Linked DNA regions of Mus musculus: region 2 is linked to region 1. A link is a contact called in ENCODE Hi-C or POLR2A ChIA-PET data. All regions are on one chromosome and are shown on one strand. The core of a region is the stretch at or near the end of the contact, and the rest is flanking DNA. Distances in the headings are between cores, read along the strand shown. Region 1 has its middle 6.3 kb from the start of Gm30509. Region 2 has its middle 20 kb from the start of Gm30571.

Evidence for each region. A loop is a pair of places that touch in the nucleus more often than their neighbours do. ChIA-PET counts read pairs that join two places held with the same protein, here RNA polymerase II (POLR2A).
Region 2: POLR2A ChIA-PET joins it to region 1 with 10 read pairs in Patski. The contact joins two enhancer-like sites. A Hi-C loop is called at or near these places in 1 of 37 maps with a recorded cell type or tissue (CH12.LX). POLR2A ChIA-PET finds 5 or more read pairs at or near these places in 1 of 5 experiments (Patski).

What each region holds. Positions count from the first base shown.
Region 1 is chr17:31,875,290-31,879,594 of GRCm38, reverse strand. No RefSeq gene overlaps it. Among named protein-coding and RNA genes, the nearest start is that of Gm30509, 6.3 kb to the right of the region's middle. Within about 2 kb of position 2,149, at least 2 of the 3 ENCODE cell types and tissues checked have a DNase peak (open chromatin) inside an H3K27ac peak, as active enhancers do.
Region 2 is chr17:31,929,765-31,934,168 of GRCm38, reverse strand. No RefSeq gene overlaps it. Among named protein-coding and RNA genes, the nearest start is that of Gm30571, 20 kb to the right of the region's middle. Within about 2 kb of position 2,493, at least 1 of the 3 ENCODE cell types and tissues checked has a DNase peak (open chromatin) inside an H3K27ac peak, as active enhancers do.

The DNA of each region.
Region 1 (4,305 bases), core at 900-3,399:
GCCAGCTCTGGGCTCTATGCCCTTGTGACCTCAAAGGCGGCCTGAATAGCAGCTCCAGACTGAGCAGCTCCGGGAAGCCCTGCACCACAAACGCAGCCCCTCCATGGGCACCCAGTGGACCTCTGGAGAGCCGTGGGGTCTACAGAGATGCTCAGCTAGAGCTGTAGGCAGAAGAGCACTTTGAGAAGGGTTGGGGATGAGGTCAGCAGAGTCCTTTTGGGGTAATTCTTGCCCTAGCCACATGTCTGCCTGGGCCAGGGATCCCCAAGATTTTCCTCCTGAATATGTGGCCACTGGATTGTTCCTGGGGCAGAAGTTTCTAGACCCTATTGCATTGCATTGTATTTTTGAGATGGTCTTGTTGCATCGCTCAGGTTATCCCTGAAACTCACAATCCTTTTGCCCCAGTCTCTCATGTGCTGAGAAGACTCTGTGTGTGTGTGTGTGCGTGTGTGTGTGCGTGTGCATGTGTGTGTGCGTGCGTGTGTGTGTGTGTGTGTGTGTGTGTGTGCGCGCGCGCGGGCGCCACAGGTCAGACAAAGCTTAGTCATGGTCAGGAGGAGGAGATGATGAAGCCAATACATCAGGGGCTTGTTGTTTCCAATGAAATACCTTTTTAGAGTCTGAGAGTAGACGTCCCCAAGGGAAGCCACACTGGATAGCCAGGAGCCAGCCAGGAAGCAGAGAGAGCAAGGGAAAGGTGGGAGGGGGTCTCGTGTGGTTTCTCAGTGAGGGAACTGGCCAGGGCAGTCAAGAAAGCAGCTGAGGACAGGCTGATGTGGAAGTGAGAACCGTCCTGGGTTGTGAGAGTTTAAGGGATGGTGGCCTGGGCGACTTGGGTGCTATAGACTGCGGTTGAGTAGTATTTGAACTACACCCTGTAAGGAAACGCTTAAATGCCTCTAGGGATTGACTTAACCTGAATCTGACAGTCTCTCCAGGGGCAGCAGGGACCAGGCCAGGAATTTTAAGATAAAGAAGTTATAAGATGTAACCCTTTCTCTCCAGGACTGGGAGACTATAGTGATTGGAGGGAAGATAAGATTGACACAGCCCGTAATGGGCGTGGCCAGCGGTGGGGATCAGGCTTTCACTGGAAGAAGCATTCTTTATCTCTTGTGCGGGTATCTGGCCTGGTGCTCAGGTGGCCCTTGCGCCAGTGTGACCCATTCTCACCCTCAAAATGTCCTCAGAGAATCTTGAATGGGGAGAAATGAGTCTCAGGACTAACCCACTAAGAGCTTCGCGCGCCCAAGCTAAAGACCATCTGCAAGAGTGATGGAGAGCGATCCCCCGTTCTTATCAGCATTTCCAGAACAGCATGTTGGATGCTAGGGGGTCTCTCTAGTTCCCCTGGCCTCCCTCTGAAAGATGGCCCTGCCACCAGCCCCCCACTTCTCTGTCTCCAGGGCCTAGAAACCAGATATGGTTGGATTCAGGAGGGGGTGCAGGGTTGGATTACCCCAGCTGGTGGGGATGCCAGGCACACACCAGCAGCCGGTACACAGCTTCCCCAGGGACAGATTAGAGGATCTCCCTCAAGTTCCTCTCTCGGGAGTGCCAGCCATGTTTTGACTTCCACACAGGTCTATGAGGAACACCCCAAGGCATCTGCCGGATGTGCTGTCAGAGGGTTTCTGGAAGACAGATGGCCAAACGGAAGTTTGGGACGGAGGTGCAATGGCGTGGGTGCGGATCCGCACGACGCCCACTTCAGCTGAGAAGAATTCCTGGTCCTCTCCGAAGCTCCATTTCCTCCCCCTTGTGAAGTAGAAAGGACAGCAGGCGTTCTCTTTAGAGAGCTGTGGAGATTGGGGGCTGGGGCTGGGCAGGAGGCTCGAGTAAACACCAGCTGCCTTGGGTTGGGTGCTGCAGCACCAGAGGCTCGGAGGAGCAGAGGAGCCTGGAGGGAGATGAGGGCTCTGCAGCATTGCCTGCACTAGTCAGGAACAGGGTACATATCAGAAAGGACACTGGGAATCAGCCTGGTCCTAGCTTTACTGGAAGGGCTGAGCCCAGCACAGCCAAAGAAACAGCCAGATTGCAGGATCCAGTAGGCCTTGCGGACATGGGCCCCCAACTGGGAAATTTCAGTGGAGGAAGCCAAATGAGCTAGAGAAATCCCCTGGGGTCACACATGACTCTATATTCAGAAAGAGGCTTCTGAATGCAACACACCCTCCTCCCATCTTGCCCCAGGCCCCTTTGTGCAGGCCCTCTTGCAGAAGAAGCGACCACAGAGAGAATGGTTTGGGAAGCCAAGGGTGTCTAGCCTCTGGCCCAGGAAGCTGCTGTGGGGGCCAAGCTGACAGACTGCCCCACGGAATGCCCTTAAGCTGACAGACTGCCCTTTTGCTTACCTGGACTCTAGCCTTGGCTTTTTACCCCTGACAAAACGTGGCTGGTCTGGTCTTACACTGCAGTCCTCTATGGACATGCTGGCTTAAATTGATTCCTCCCCCCCCCCCCCAAAGCCATTGTGCAGAGAACGGCTTTCAAATAAAGAGTCTGGTATAACCCAGTTTTCTGGGGCCATAACCCAGGGCTCTTACATGGCTGGCTGGCCTGGGTCCCTCTTCTGTCTGTTGTTGGGAGCTCTGTGAGCCCATTCACTACCTGCCCATCTGTGGGGCCACCCTCACTGGCCTTAATAGCATTTGCACTTTAAGGAGAGCTCTTCCATACAGAGAGGAGGAAGAGACAATAGAGACTCTGTTGGCTGGCAGAAACTACCAACTGCATGTTTCTTATGTTTAATTTGATGGGACGTTGGACACACACAGTTGGTGCTGTCCCGGCAGCAGACAGGCCCAAGATAACCCTTGTTAGAGCCCAGCTGGTGCCTGCAGCTCATCAGGGAGAGCTGAGCCCTGGTATAATGTCCAGTGGCCAGGGTCCCTTTGCCCACTAGGACCCACAGACAGAATGCATATCTATCTTCAGGGCCACCATCAACCTACATGTAGCTCAAGCTACATCAGACCCAGGAAAGCCAAAGCCCACACTGCACATCCCAAATTGGTCCCTAGGGAGCAAAGCCAAGGGACAGAAGGAATGAAACGGTTTTCCATCAGCGTCATCCTGGGAGCTCAGGAGCCTCCACCTACATAGTCAGTGGAAATGCTAACTCTTGCCTATGGCTGGACACATCCCGACCACGGAGCCACAAGAGGGGAAATTTCCAGAGGAAGGACTCCGTGAGGACACATCTTCAGGTGAAGGAGAGCTACCTCAGGCGACCCAGCCCTAAGCCAGCTTGACCTTGGACGTCCGGCCTCAGAATACATGAGACAGTGAACCTGGTTGGAGCCCGCAGTTTATGCTGTTTTATTCTATCACCTCAGGACATTTGCACCTCTCCCAGGTGCTAGATTCTGAATCATTCTTTCCCTTGGAGTGAGATATTTCCCTCCTCTGTTGATAGAGTCAGGGTGATGGACTGGAATGGGCTCTATAGACTGCATTGCAAAGGCCTCTGAAGCCCCATGGGGGTGAGTTCCTTCATGGGTGGGTAGACTGGGATCACCGGCCTGCCCACCACACCTGGCTTTGTGGCCATTTGTTCTGCAGCCCCAGGAAGCTCATCTGCCATCTCTATAAAGTGGTGGCGAGTACCTAGACCCTGCTTCTTGCCAATGCTGCCACATCTGTCACCTTGCTTTCTGTGGAATTCACAATGATTTCTGCCTGATGTGTCCTGCCCCAGGGTGCTCTGCAAGTTTCTGGCTGTCAGGGATGCCAAACTATAGCACATAACATGGCTCAAATTGGTGGCTTTGTATGTGAGACAGCCATCACCGGTCCCCTGAGGCACCCGGTGTTCAAGTCATCTGTTTGTCCCCTCGGGATGCAGAGTCAGAACTACCCCATCTCGAGCCTGGCATGCCACTGGACCTCAGCTGGAGTGAGTTGCAGAACGCATCAAAGAACGTCTGTCAGACCACACTGGAACTTCTTGGAAACCTAGACTGACTTCTCAGGAATTTGCATTTTGTTTCAATTTAGATTTTAATGAGCCAGACTTCCTCAGGTGGGTTCCCCCAGGAAACCCCAGTGGTCACACTGGAGGAGATGCAGCTGCCGATGGGATTTTCCCAGCATGCTCTGCCTGGCTGGGCCGAAAGACAGACAGATAGTGCTATGACTAGAGATAAGGGGATACCCAACACTGGGCTTCCTCTCAAGGCCTCTCTGGAGGCAGAGAATTACTTTCAGCAACCGGGGATGGCTTCATCACCAATCTGAATTCTAGCACATTCCGTAGCTCTAGCACAGATAAAGCAGCCATTAATTCTAGCTGACATC
Region 2 (4,404 bases), core at 1,244-3,743, 54 kb before region 1:
GACCTTGACATCAAGCCCCACCTCTGTGTGTTGGAGGCCCATTGTTCTCTGTCCTCAAAGCAGCCCACATGCTGCTGTGACTGCCACATAGAGATGAGAGCTGTTGCTGGGCCTGCATGACCTGGGCTGCTGCTGGTGGTAGCAAGACCACTAGCTTGCTTGGGGGTAGGGGAGGTGCCTTATCCCTCCTCCCCCTCCCCTGTACCAAGACTGTGAGTCTGTCTTCTTGGATTCTCTGCAGCCTAGGATGTGCAAGGTCATCTCAGCTATGGTGGGTGTTACCCTTGCTTATGTTGGGTTTTGATTTTGGTAAAATGTATACAAAACATACAATCAGTCATTTCTAAGGACACAACTTAAGATGTCGAGCACGTTCACGCCATGGAGCAGCTGTCAACCCATATGTCTCTAGATGCTTTCTGCAATATAAAATTAAAACTCTGGCTCGGTTGAGCAGTAGCTGCCCTCTCTTCATGTTTGCTGTGAAAGCAGGTGAAATCTGGGTGTGGCTTACCTGCTAACTAGGAAGGCCAAAGATGGAAGCAAACAGCAGTCTGTCATAGTTAGCGTTTCTATGGCTGTGATAAAACACCACAACCAAAAAGAGGGATGGGTTTATGTTTAAATGCTTAGGTCACACTCCATCACTGAAGAAAGTCAAGCAGGAACTGAAGCAGAGAACTTGGAGGGGTGCTGCTTACTGGCTTGCTCCTCATGGCTTGCTTAGCCTGCTTTCTTTTTTGTTTGTTTTTGTTTTTTTGGGTTTTTTTTCGAGACAGGGTTTCTCTGTGTAGCTCTGGCTGTCCTGGAACTCACTCTGTAGACCAGGCTGTCCTCAAACTCAGAAATTCACCTGCCTCTGCCTTCCAAGTGCTGGGATTAAAGGCGTGTGCCACCACTGCCCAGCCCTCAGCCTGCTTTCTTATAGAAAGAACCCAGGACCACCAGCCCAGGGATGGCCCTGCCCACAATGGGCTGGACCCTTCCCCATCAATCATTACTCAAGACTCTACCCCACAAAATTGCCTACAGGCTGATCTTCTTATGAAGACATTTTCTTTTTTTCCCCCGGATGTGCTAAGTTTGTATCATGTTGACAAAATCTAACCAGCACAGTGCTAAAGCCGGAAGCTGGGCACACAAGAACCTTTGCTATTACAAGGAAATTGAGCAGGTGACCTAGGCCAACCCATAGAGATAGCTTTGGCTTCCTAGAATGCTTCTGGTACTTTCTCCTAGGACTCAGATGGGCACCACAGGAGCCTTTATAATTCTCCACAGAAACATAAAACTGAGCTTATAGCTAGGACCAGAAGACATCAAACAAACAAACAAATAAAAAAATAAAGTGTGCTGACACCAGCACAGCAGAGGTCATTCCTCAAGGTGACACTTTCTAAAGTAGATGCTGAGTAAGGGCCCAGATTTGGGGACATTGCCCACAGGCAGGGCCCACGAAGGCACAAACTGTGTTTCCTCACTCCAGCTTGTTGCTGGCAGCTGGGGGTTCCTAAGGCCACCTCAAAGGCTTCCAAGACACAGCCCTCCTTTCAGGGGAGGAAACAGCACCTTCCTGCAGCTGCCTACCCCAAACAACAAAGACCCAACAATGGCCTGAACTTACAGGTCTTGCTCTGGGGCAGCAGCCTTGGTCCTCAGCTTCTGTCCCTCATCTGCCTACCCAAATCAGTGTTGGAGGCTGAAGCATATTCTTCTGTCTCCCAGGGGCAGCCAGGGTGACTCTCCAAGGGCCAGCTAACCTCTAAGGCACGGAGAGCTCTCAGGGTCAGAGCTCAGCCCCACCCACTCCTGACAGGCCAGTGAAGGGTCACAAGGACTTCATGGGACACCCACACCTACATGGTCCCTCAGTGGACAGTGCTGCTAGTTGCCTGAGTCCCAGCCCATGAATTTGGTAGAGAAGCATGCTTTGTGGCAGTTTCCATGCCTGGGGGCTGGGCCGAGCTGATGGAGACAGGGCCTTCTGGCTGGAACCTGGGAACAGGAGAGTCTGCCCCTGGGGTGGGGGGAGACCCCGGGGAGTTTTCACCTGTCAGGGTTGAATTTGAAACTTTAGGAAGGCACTTGCCAATGCTCAGACATGGCCCACAAGGAATAAACAGGCCCCCTGTGCAGCTAGTAGGCAGTGCCAGACACCTTTTGCCCAAGTTCTTTGCCTCTAGTAGTTTTTGGGTCCAAGGGTAGGATGCCGGGAACCTGGTTTTCCAGTCTGTCAGAGAGCAAGAACCAGGAAGAAAGACGTGTGTCTCTTCCCATTGGTTGGGAAAATCAGTTTGTAGCAGGGTAAGCTTGCAGTCTGCCCTGAGGCTCAGGCCACTTCCAAGATCCCTTCTCTATCTGAGTTCCTGCGGCTCGGGAACAATGACGGGAGGCCCTCAGTTCTCTAGGGAGGTTTTGCCAGGAATCCTGTGTCCAGGAAACACAGATCCATGCCAGAAGTAAAGCGGGGAGCAGCCTGGACTGCTCTACTGGGGCTGCCTGTGACCTTACGGAACAGAAGCTGGCAGCCTGCGGAGCTGACTGCCTGGCTAAGTCCTGTGCCTCCCTTACCCCAGGGAACCACTGCCTGGAGGTGCTTTCCTCGGCCCTCAGGATAGTGAGCAGGGTTCCTGGAACTAGCCCAGGGAGAACCATCCATCCAGGGCCTGGGGCTGTGGGTGGAGGGCCCTGTTGGTCCCCAGGAGAGATACTCAGCCTTCCAGAAAATCCCAGTCATCAAGGTTTGGTGAAACCCTGACCTCAAAAGGAAAGATTGAATTCAGGCTCTGGCAGGAGGGAGGAAGTATTCCCAATTTGGGCTTGCCAGTCAGAATCAACTACACAGATCAATCCACTCACAGGAAAAGCATGTGTGTGGGACCAGCTGGGCTGTGCAGATAGAGTCCTGTCTCCCTCCAAGCTTTGATCCCAGGCTGTGAGGTGAGACAGTCTCTGAGTCTCTGGGTCTCTGCGTCTTTCCTCCTAAGGTTCCTATATAGAGGGGATAGGAGGCTGGGTCCCTGCCCAACAGAGTGCCCTGTCTGGTGTCCCAGTGTCCACATGGGCTGTCAGGCAAGAGAGCCTCTAAGTGGATAACCAGGAGCCTTTTCCTTACGACGCTGCTGGTTCCTCTGTCCCCTGGTGGATGCTGCTCTGTGGTCAGTGTCGGAGAGGCTAGACTAGTAAGGCCTGGCCAAGGGACATTATCATCTACAGGTTTTAAGACTGAGGCAGAAAGCCGGGCGTGGTGGCGTACGCCTCTAATCCCAGCACTCCGGAGGCAGAGGCAAGCAGATTTCTGAGTTCGAGGCCAGCCTGGTCTCCAAAGTGAGTTCCAGGACAGCCAGGGCTACACAGAGAAACCCTGTCTCAAAAAACCTAAAAACCAAACCAAAACAAAAAGAGACTGAGGCAGAAAAAGAACTGGACCAGGAGGAAGGGCCAGGGAAAAATATCCATGCAAAACATGGGTCACCTCTGAAGGAGAGGTGGGCTAAGGAGTCCCAGAAACAGGGGACTCCAGACCTGTGGAGACCAAAGAAGCTGGCCCCGAAGTGCCTGTACTTCAAGGAGAACCTCCATGTGGGCAGCTGTGACAGGTGTCTGGCTTTCCTAGCTGCCTCTCACCCTTAAATAGGCACCCATGCAAACACAAGGGACAGAGTGAGACAGGCAAAGTCCGAATGGGACAGAGCCAGCAACTGAATGAGTCGCTCAGTAATACACTACTGCCAGGTGAGAGCTAAGGCAGGAATGGGGACAGGCTAGAGATGGCACCCACAAAGGCCTCAAGTTCCTGGAAGGCCAGGGGCCTTGGGGGACTGTGCCAAACTGGCAGGGTAGGAGGGTTCAGGCTCCCTTGTGGGGTTGCTGTCCCCATTGCTTAATTATCAAGTGGTCAGCAGCAGGCGGGGTCGGTGACCTCCCATGCTAGTCTGGTGTGGCCTGATCCCCCAACCAAGGCATGTGATTGGCAAATGACTGATGATGGCCTTAGTCCGTGACCAATGGTAGGCAGAGGCGGTCTCTCTAGTTCTCCAACTAGGAACTGTTCCAGGAACACAGACGCCGCCCCTCTCTACTTCTAGGCATGGGAAGGGATTGGACTGGGCTATCTGCTTGCTGACCAGGGTCTCAGAGATCTGCGAGTTATAAATGGACCAGAGCAGCTGCTGCCACAGCACCCAGAGCAACAAACCCAAAAGCCCCGTGGCCCCACCTGCCCTCCTGCGAGCTGGAGGCTGCCTGGGCCTTGCCCTTTTAAGGACATCTCTGGTCAACCCCTCCATTGCTGTGGTTCTAGCCACAATGAGATCCTGGCGGGAGACAAGGCTCTCCTCTTGTGGAAGGAAGCTCTTCCTGGCTGCATTGCACTGCCTCATACTGCATGGACTCCGATTTGGG